Linked DNA regions of Homo sapiens: region 2 is linked to region 1. A link is a loop called in an ENCODE intact Hi-C map of the cell type or tissue named here. Cell type or tissue: heart left ventricle. All regions are shown on one strand. Links, peaks and the distances in the headings refer to the core of each region. The heading gives the core; the rest is flanking DNA.

The links. A loop is a pair of places that touch in the nucleus more often than their neighbours do. Peaks named below come from ENCODE experiments on the same cell type or tissue, not always from the same donor. Only the 100,000 strongest peaks of a DNase experiment are listed, where the experiment ranks them.
Region 2: a loop joins it to region 1, with 1.8 times the contacts of the local background. A loop is called at or near these places in 4 of 110 quality-filtered maps.

The regions. Positions count from the first base shown.
Region 1 is chr9:123,863,124-123,868,506 of GRCh38, forward strand. All of the region lies in intron 2 of DENND1A (DENN domain containing 1A), which reads right to left. Among named protein-coding and RNA genes, the nearest start is that of DENND1A, 64 kb to the right of the region's middle. RefSeq lists enhancers at 1-288, 289-830. In heart left ventricle, for the core only: no CTCF peak of the experiment used is centred there; a DNase peak (open chromatin) is centred at 2,338; H3K4me3 peaks cover 202 bases; H3K27ac peaks cover 928 bases.
Region 2 is chr9:123,738,911-123,744,293 of GRCh38, forward strand. The region is part of intron 5 of DENND1A (DENN domain containing 1A); the gene reads right to left. Among named protein-coding and RNA genes, the nearest start is that of DENND1A, 190 kb to the right of the region's middle. RefSeq lists an enhancer at 711-760. In heart left ventricle, for the core only: no CTCF peak of the experiment used is centred there; a DNase peak (open chromatin) is centred at 3,191; H3K27ac peaks cover 230 bases.

The DNA.
Region 1 (5,383 bases), core at 110-5,109:
TTGACAACTACAGAAAATATTTCCATGCATAACCAAGGCACCGTGTCCAGTTTGCTTACTTTGAATTACGAAATGTATGATCCCCAGGAAAATTAGGATGGCACTATGAGGACCAGAACACAAAGTAGGAAGTACTTAAACTCCTCACCAACTTCTAGAAGGAATGAGATTAGGGCACAAGCTACACTCAGAGTTGATTCAAATGTAAATGCTCTGCTTCCTCTCAAACAATGATAAACTCCCTCAGAGTTAATAGTTTCTCCCTAAGAGATTCATCTCTCTTTTCAACTTAAAGGTATGTTTTGGAGAAAAGGAAGAAACACATGGTGGGGCTTAGAGCAAAACCTTTTAAATTCTTTGTCATAAAAGCTGCAGAGTAAACTACATTTCCTTTACTAATCCTTCGAACACTTGTTAAACTCGAGTGTGCTGACAAATTTGCCACTGCAATCACATTTTGGTTTCTAACAAGTTAAAAAAAAAAAAAACAACTTTGGTTGTACTAAATTGTATTACCATCTTCCTTGAACACCAAGTGAGAATTTATGCTGCCTTCGCAAACTGTTGAAAGAGGCACTCCCTAGGGAGAAATAACTTTTGGCACATTGCATAGCAAAGCTAAAGTTACAAAAGCAGGCTAAAATATCTCTTTCACCACACATATATTTTTCTCTCTCTCCCCAAAGCTTAAACATGCTATGTCCTCTATAGGAAGCTGAGTATGGGCACAAGAACTATATCCGAAGATCCTGACTTTAGGTTCATAGTCTGGAAAAGTTTTAAATTAAATATATGAGATTTTTTTTTTAAAGGACTGTTTCCATGTCATTGAAAATATATTAACAAAACTCCATATTGCTTCACTCAAAAAAAAAAAACACACAGAAAATCATTATCGAGAGTTTCAAAGACTCTATAGTCCTCTACACTATGAAAAATAATATAGCTGTCCTTTTGTGCCAAGAAGCTAAAAGAGTGGAAAACAATGATTTGATGTGACAGAAGAAAGAAAACTAACCAGGCACTGTTAATTATTTTATGATTAGTATTTTATTTAATCCTCATGGCAATTCTAAAAGATAAGCATTATCCAAGTTTTATTTGCAAATGAGAAAATTCAACCAAAAAAAGATGAATAATTTCCCCAAGGTCAGATCACTATTAGTTGCAGAGCCATAATTAAAACCCAAGTCCAAAGCTCTTCCTGCTGTATACACACACTGCTTCTGCTAGAGGAGAGGGTGGGGAAACAGCTTTTAGTGACACAAATTCCCATGATTCCAGACCACAGGGCAGTTTCCCAGGGGTGGCAGAAAAAGCCTAAAATGTAAAAAGTACAGGCTGACGCCGAGGCCCGGGGTAAATGCCTCATTGTACTGTGGGAAGTCTGATGGACACTTGGTAAATGGGGAGGAAAAGGCATTCCTCGCCCAGGGAGACGAATGTGAGAGCGCCTTCCTTTAAACTTTTCGTCCTAAGCACGTCTGCTCATAGAAAAGGCAGAATAACATCTTCCAGAAAAATCGCGGGAGAGAAAACTGCAGCAGAACTCCTGCCGCTAATATAAATGCCCTCCCCCTAGACCTACCCATGAATTTCCATTAAAAAAACAATACAGCAAATGGAGTAGCCATTCAACCTACTGGAAATGAGATATTTATCAACAATAAAACTGTGGAGATGAATCAAAATATCTAGGTTCTCTGCAATCAGTTGGAATTGTGTCAACTCATTTATTGGTCCAACAAATACACACTGAGTGCCTACTACATTCCAGTCACTGTTCTAGGTGCTGGGGACACATCAGTGAACCAAGTAAATGATCCTTGCCCTCTTGGAGCTGATATTCTTAGACTGAGCATGACTGTACAGGGTCCCTACATACTAATCAGAACCTGAGTCATATTTTTGATTAATAAAAAGAAAATTAAATATCCCTCCATAGCTTTGCAGATGCTCTTCCTTCTGCTGGAATGTCCTCACCCATCCCCAGCACCTTTCGCATTTATAATAAATATTGCTGAATAAACTGTGTAATTAAAAAAAAGCTTTCAAAACAAGAAGTGAAAAATGTAGCAGTGGTCAGCTCTAAATCTAAATCTCAACTTCAATTGGGTCTAGACCTGAGCTTTGATCCTGCAGCAGGCCCCACGAAGCCTAAATAAAACCCAAGTCAACTCAATTTCCATTCAGCAAAAACAAGAGAAATTAGGTCAGCTTGTTCCAGGGTCCACCCCAGGGATTAAGAACTTTTTTAAAGCCTAAACTGGACTTGCTGGGGCTGTTAGAGGTAAGAAAGAAACCTAAAGCAGCATTCCCAAGGCCCTGGGCCTGGAACTGCCTTAGGACTGGTCCCAGGGCCCCTCCACCATGTGTGCAGAATGAGAAGGCTCAGAATGAGGAGGACAGGATCAGGGGATGTCCCCCCAGGGCAGACTCCTGATGATCCTCAATTTCCAGTTTGAAGGATCAAAACAAATTTCATGTTTTTCTTCATGATAGTTCAAACTGAGAGAAACTCTGTGCCATGCCCTGTGCTTAATTCTTTAAATACTGTGTTTCTGAATCCTCAAATGTGATGATAATATGAGATATTATCATCATCCCCATTTATCCCCATTTTACAGCATAGGGAACTAAAACAAGGAAGGAAATTAAGTAATTTGCCCAAAATTACACAGGGATATGTCCTAAGTAGGGGAGCCAGAATTTTGACCCACATGACCTGACTCTAGAAACCATCCTCTAAACCAAATTTCTCTAACTATATTTTGGGGGCATTTTGGGGGGATGTATTTCCGTTAACCAAAATACTAGAAAGAGGAAATGAATGTTCCACTTAGCACTTAGCTGATTTTCTACTTCCTGGACGGCCATGATGAAAATATTTTTCATTTTGGTCTGTGTATAAAATCTTTCCCAAATACTTTTGTCACTTTTCCTTTCATGGTAAGCACAACCTAACAAACCAATGGAAAATGTGCTTTATGTTCAAGAAGTCAATTCTATCATTCTGAGTATCAGGATCATTACTGCGAGGACAGAAAACTGGGCTAAATACACACAAACTTTAGACCATATTCCAGAAATGGGTTGTTTTAATACATTTCTAATCCTAGCTTATTTTCTCAGCATCTGGCTCTTTCTCACAAGTAGACAGTTTAAATAAAAACTCTGGTAGCTGAGGATTGATCACTGGGTTCTTGTTAAACTGTGACACATAAGTGGAAGAAAAAAATATATAGGTTGAATTATTCATGTGCCCAAAGTGTGTTTTTCTGGGAACAACTCAGAATTAATTCTACATTTTCTGAAAAAGAAAATTAGTCAGTTCAGGCAGTGTTCTTTTTATCAAGTTGTCATATCTTTCATATAGTAATAATGACTATCATTCTAATATTTGAATCCCTTCAAAAAGGAATTTACATAAATTCTATCACAAAAATTTCATTTCTTAATGATAGCACAATTTCCGGAAGTTGTGTTGTTTGATTTTGGTTTGGAGTTTAGGGTTTTTATGTTTTTAATTTAAGGGTGACGTTAAATTACATCACCACAAGAATGCTGGTTTGTACCACTTCCTGTGCTGAGCATTTTAGTACATATTATCTCTAATTTACAAAACAACCTGCCAAGTAGATAGAAGTCCCACTTAAACAATGGGCAAACCAGAATTTAGTTTAAATAGCTTTCCCAAAGTCAAACAATTAATGAGTGGCAAAAGAAATCTGAACCTAAGTCTGTTTGATTTCAAAGTCTACAGACTGGCCATTATACTGTTTTTATTACAAATTATTCAAAGATAATTAAGGACATTGTTATAATCTAGACAGCAATTTATCTGCATCTATCTTCTCCTCAAATAAGGCTTCGTGATAGCAGAAAATTCTAATGTCTAAGAACATATTAAAGGTAAGAAAACTGTCTTTAAATTGAGCAACTTATTAAAGTCTTCTGCTGGGCAAAGCAAGCTCACAGTGATATCTTCAGTAAAGCTTTCTTTTTCTAAAGAAAGCCTTTGAGCGGACTGCATGTTTTCAATGTAACATAAAGAAGGAAATGCAAAATGTGTTGTGAAATAATACCAACAGAAGTTCAAAAGCTAGAATGTAACTTCCTAAAGGTTTTTTTAAAAAAAGTCTTCTAAGCATTTAAAACATGAGGTCTAGTTCCTGTTTTATAGGGTGAACGTTCCACTCTCTACAGAGTCTAGCACAGTCTAAAGTGAACACTCAAAGAATAGGTGATTAATGATTTAGAAGTGTGATAATAAGACCTCGGGCATGTAGACTCCTGGGGAAATCAGTCTTACATGGCAGTTTTCAAGAAACCTGAAGATCGGTATTTTTAAGCATTAAAACTTGATTTAAATCATTTTAGTTATAAATGTTTCCAAGCTTCATTATTATCTCACTGCTTTTTTGGAAAGAATATTTTGAATCAAACATTTTCTTGATGGCTGCAGTAGACATCTGTTTTGGCGGCCCAGCATCCGTTCTCCCTTCCTCCAGTAATAGCACCAGATTTTCCTCTGAGGAACCACCCTGCCCCATTCTCAGGCTATAGGATCCAGGTGGTCCTGAACAGCTCCCCCAGTTCTCCCCCTGCTCCCCCAACACACTCCCTTATCCTCCAATCAACAACTCAAAAGTCATGGTTATTGGTTCATGAATGGGTACGTGATCCAAACAGGGCCTACTAGAGTCAGCCTTGGGACTATGGCTCAAGATACTGTAAGACACTCTTTTTCTATTTGGGTGTTAAACTGATGGAACATAAGCTTGGATTTATTCATAACCATCTTTGCCACTTTATAGGGAGCACCTGCCCAGAAATGAACCCAACACAGAAGACAGAGAATCAAGAGATAGGGAAAATTTCTGAAAATATGAGTAGAAAACCTAGATTCAGCAAAACCTAAAGCCAGTTTTACCACTGGACTTCTCAGTGTTAAGAGCCAGTAAATTCCCTTTGTTGTTCAAGTCGGATTTCACTGGGTTTCTGTCACTTCCAGTGAAAAGGATCCTGACTGATGCAATGATTGATGTCATTGACACGATCAGTAACTGCTGAGCAATATTGCACAGAGAAATCTTCCCGGCATACTGAAGCACTCAGGGCATAAGCTGAGGGCTTTTCTGTGATTAAAGAACTTAAGTTTTAATGGATAGACTCTGAGAAATCTACTTTGTCTAGTTACTTTTACTTTCTGTTTTTCAGTTATGTCAATTTGATAACAGTTGCTGAGTAGCAGAGTTCCACACAGATATAAACTCTTGCTTTAAACAAAAGTAAGTTAAAATAACAGCTCCCATTTATAAAGAACTTTCCATGTCCCATGCATGGTGCACTCCCATTTAATCTTTCAACTAAAACAGGTACT
Region 2 (5,383 bases), core at 155-5,154, 120 kb before region 1:
TGTGGCTATTACTCAAACGATGGAACCTGCAACATTTTGCAATAACTTGTTCACAAGCATGCATATGTACATATACACAAAAAAGGAGCTAAAAACCTTTCGTGTGGCTTTTAGATAGAATGTCACATTCCAGCCTTCATAGGGATCTAGAATTTTTTTTCAAAAATAAAATCTGAAGGACATAATCATTGTTCTCCATACTCTCAAGAAATCTGTTCAACCACTCTGATTTCAGGGTTGCTTTTCATTAGCAAAAGTTAGGAAGAGGAGGATTTGTGGAGTTTTCAGGGCTGACTTATGAGTTTCAAATAATTACCTTATAGACACTGGAGCAGGCAGTGCAGTGAGAGGGTATTAATAAGGCCTCGCACAAAAAGTGTGCAGAAAGACAGAGAGGGAAAATAACAAGCAGACCCCGGGCTTTCTTCCTAAGTTTCCAGAGTCCTGATTTTCTTATTAAAAATAAGTGTTAAAATATTTATCTTTCCTAACCTCTACAACTAACTTTGTATTCTGAATAAAGATAACTTTCAGTTATAAACAAAACTAAGAGAGAAAGTCAGATTTTAGAGCACCTGGGAGTGATGAATTGAGAAAAGAAATGCGGTAACCAACAGAAAAATCTCAGTCCAGCTTAGATATGACTTGCAGCTGAAAGTTATCTCAGGTTTTCAGGTCCTACTCTTCTAAGATGATGAACTCATACTATCTTTTAATGAGAGGCTCATATCTGCCTTTGATGTGTGAAAGACACTCCCAGCTGGAGGAGAGTACAAGAAAGATCTAAAATATTTGCTTCAGCTGCAAAGAACTATTAATGAAAGTTTAGAAAATGAGGTAGCATTAGGGGGAAAATCTTTAGAAAAAAAGATGACATACTCTCATCTTATGAAATCTTAAGGGAATATATTCCAGTAAAATAAAATCTGACAAAAAAGTTCTTCCCTCTTCTACACACCAGAGTTCTTCATCCTTTTCCAGAGTGTGTTCTTAATTCCCTGGTACATAGGAGAAAAAAAAAAAAAAAGGCTTCATATAATTTGCTATTCACACAAAACACCAAGGGTTAGAGTCACATAATGTACACAGAGGTTATAAGACCACATGGATGTATCAGCTTACATTGGGGAGAGTTTTAGAATTAATTCTTACAAAACCACCTTTAAGTGTGTTTAAGAAGGGGAGCACTTACAGTGCAATCTTGCGCAACATGTTTACCTATGTAACAACCCTGCATGTCCTGTGCATATGCCCCTCTACGTAAAAGTTGGAAATAAAAAAAAAATCCTGTGCAAAACAGAACTTAAGTTCAGATAATTCTCCACAATTCTCTATGCTGCTTAATGTTCTGAGATTATCTTTTTGTCAAAAAAGCAGCAAAAATAGAAATCTGGTTTTCTTAATAACCTGTCTAAATATATTTTCTAACTATCTAATCTACTCTCAGTATAGAGCACAGGTACAGAAGATAAGCATTAAACAACTCCCATAGGCTATTATAAATCTCCCATTTAGAGTCTGGGACACTTTCAATTACTCTTAGCTGGTCTACCCAGTAACTACTTTCCCTGAATGAGCAAGGAGATCTGTAGAGGTAGCAAAGTCTTTGAGACCTTTTCTTATTATTCCCTTTGATAGAGAGCAGGAGAAAAAGCATATGTGGAAAAACATATGAAATTCCTTCTTAGAAAAAAAAAATTCTCTGTTGCTAACTCCTAAATTAGGTATCTTATATAACATATTTACACATATGTTAACAACTTTACAAAGTAGGCCTCATTATCTTTCTTTTACAGATGTGGGAAACAAGGATCAGATGAGACAGGTTATATGATTTGTCACATGGCTCGTAAGTCAGAATTTGAATCTAGGTCTCAATCTACAAGCTGTGCTTTAGAATGTTAGGTAATTAAACATGATGGCATCACCTACTTTCTGCGGAAGAAATAAATGTTCTAAGGTAAAGAAAGATGCTGAGGAAGGGAAAGTGAGAGAGAGAGAGAGAGAGAGAGAGAGAGAGAGAGAGAGAGAGTATGGACAGGCAAGTACCAGGACTAGGAAATAGTTATTTCAGCAACTTTTATTCATTCAATAAGTACTTATGTAGAATCTACTAGGGGTCAGCTACTCTCAAGGGTTCTCTCAATGGCATCTAAATTCTTGTACCCTCTCAAGGAAATTATATAATTTCTTCTTTCAAAGTTTCCATATTCCTAGGCCAATGTGACATTCCTTTTTTCTCCTCACACATGCCTGGCTGAAATCATGCCAAACCTCAGCAACTTTTAAAAGTGATAAGTCTGCTAGAGTATTTATGTTAAAAACAATTTCAACGGCATACCTGGAAATAAATATTCTACTCCAACAACCAAAATTTTACAAGTGATTAAAGTGGAAAGAGATATGAACGGATATGATCGGATATCTCAGAATGACAATCCATAACTAAGCTAGCTTCCCTACCCACCATCAATGTCAACAATGTCAAAGGAAACTCTGTAAGCAGAATAACTACTTCCTCTTTTTAGCCTGATCCATTTATCCATTTTTCAAAATTTCAGGTATTTCAGACAATGTAGTCTTTTGGATTAAAGACAAGAACTAAGGAAAATATTAATTTCTAACTCAGTTACTATGCTGGTTTACAGAGGCAGCATCATAATTGTTTAAGGCCCTTCCTTAGGGTTCTTTTGATAGGAAAGGAGAAGAAATTGCTTAACTTCCTCATTGCTCAGTCTCCTCAATGAGTAAAATAGACAGATATCCTGGTTATCCCTTCACCTTGATATGAAACTAAACTTTGTTAAATAAAGCTCCAGAGTGAGTGGGTGCTGAGTGTCATTCAACAAATGATAATTCCCCAATCCGAGTTTCAAGTTCTCATTTTATATTTGAGCAACATAGCACAACGCTGACAAAAAGAGGATTAAATCAAGGATTCTGAGCAGAGAGGGGAAAGGCCATGATCATTCCTATCAAAAAAGAAAGGGCAGTTATTTTCTCTTTTCTTTCCTTTAAAAAGAAAGTACTGAGGGATAATTCTGATGTGTCTATTCCAGCAGAACATTTGAAAGACGTGTCCAATTCAGGCCAGAGCGTTGCTCTCAGAGCGAAGGGTATCACCATGCTCTAGAGTTCAGTCTCCTCTGCACATACATAAACACAAGTGCATAGCGCCCCAACGCTGTTTGTCCCCTCGGCCTCACAGCTCTGCCAGTTGGCAAACCCAAGCCAGGAAGTTGTCAATTCCAATTGCGTTTAGGCCATGTAGTCCTATTAAAGAAGGCCTGCTGGTTAAGGGGCGTCCTCTGTTTCCAAAGCATGGGAAAAAAAAAAAAAAGGCTATGCTTAGATTGGAGCTGGCAACTTTCACTGACTAGAGTTTTCAAGGAGCTATGAATGAGTTTAACAAAGGAGGTCTGTGGCTAGTTTCTGGCTGAAGTCCATGTCAACAGTTTTTAAGGTCACAGGCCACACTAACTAACATTTATTCCCAGCAGACCCTGTTCTAAACACAAGCTGTAAGTAGTACAAATTTGGAATTTTTCTGTAATCCCTTGAGATATTCCTGATCCTTCCACATGTTTCTGCTCAATTAAAAACAATTCTCACTTTGCACCACAAGAGAGGCCATGCTCAGCAATCTCAGTTCATCCTTAGGGTAGACGAACAAAAACCTGGCAAATCAAAGGGCTTGAGTGGGGAAGGGAAGGAATTCAGCTGGATCACACTGAAAAGTGCAGACAGCTCCCCAGGGGCTCAGTTTGTGAAAGCATAAAACAGGTTATGACAGAGATCCTGAGGCCATAAAAAGCAGGTTTGAGACACACATTGGGAATAGGTTCCTAGTCATTTTACAGAAATAAGATAAAAATTTCTGAGAAAATTAACAGGTCAACTAGGTGAGTAGAGAATGGTGATAATGCATAGGACAGATGCTAAATATCCCACTTGGAAATTAATACTAACATTTCTCAATTAAGAGGAACTCCTTTAACATCTCTGAAATCAAAATGCATTTTGGGAACAAACTAAAAATTTAACACAGTCATTTCTCCCCCTGAAAAAATATTTTTACATCAATGGTGCAGTGTATAACTAATGGTATTTTTAAGTCTTGGCAGACAACATGGGAATAACTGCCTTGGACTGAGTACCAAAGATGTGCTATGCACTGTGCGTGGTATGTCCATTAAAAAAAAATCTCTCCTGAGCGAGGCATGGTGGCTCACACCTGTAATCCCAGCACTTTGGGAGGTTGAGACAGGCAGATCACTTGAGGTCAGGAGTTCAAGGTCAGCCTGGCCAACATGACAAAACCCTGTCTCTACTAAAAATAAATTAGCTGGATATGGTGTCGTGCACCTGTAATCCCAGCTACTTGGGAGGCTGAGGTGGGAGAATCACTTGAACTCAGGAGGCAGAGGCTGCAGTGAGCCGAGATCGTGCCACTGCACTCCAGCCTGAGCGATGGAGTAAGACTCAGTCCCAAAAGATAAATAAATAAATAAATAAATAAATAATAAAAATAAAAACATAGGCCGGGCGCGGTGGCTCACTCCTGTAATCCCAGCACTTTGGGAGGCTGGGGTGGGTGCATCACCTGAGGTCAGGGGTTTGAGACCAGCCTGACCAATATGGTGAAACCCTGTCTCTACTAAAACTACAAAACTTAGCTGAGCATGGTCGTGGGTGCCTGTAAGCTCAGCTACTTGGGAGGCTGAGGCAGGAGAATCACTTGAACCTGGAAGGCAGAGGTTGCAGTGAGCTGAGACCACGCAATTGCACTTCAACCTGGGCAACAAAAGTGAAACTGCATCTCAAAAAAAAAATAAAAAATAAAAAAATTTAAATTTAAATTAAAAATATATATACCTCGTAATCTTTAAGGCTACCATGAGATGTACTTTCTGTTTTACAGTTAAGGAAACAGGCTCAGAAAGGTGACATGACATGTTTTGGCCTTAGATCTAGTAAGGGGTAGAATCAAAATTTGAACACAGTTCTGATTTCAGAGCGTAAGTCCGTTTCACAAACTTAGTGGGGAAACACACATTAGAGTATCAGTTACTATTTTGGTAGCTAAAGTACTGCCGTTTGTGGCATTCTATATTTGAAATCATGAGATAGATATATGAAGGTGGTTATAATTTTTCCAAACTAAAAAATATGTAAATTATTGTGCAGTGAATATTTGGATTGGGCTTGATAGAACAGCCAGGATAACTACTTCATTAAAGAGAATTAAAAACACCCATGATAACATTACTTAACTATTCTCATTAATACTTTGGGATCCGATCCCCCACGTCATTTTTTTCTACATACTTTTTACAAAATGGAGATCACATCACATATAAAAATTTGTCTCTTGCTTTTCTTC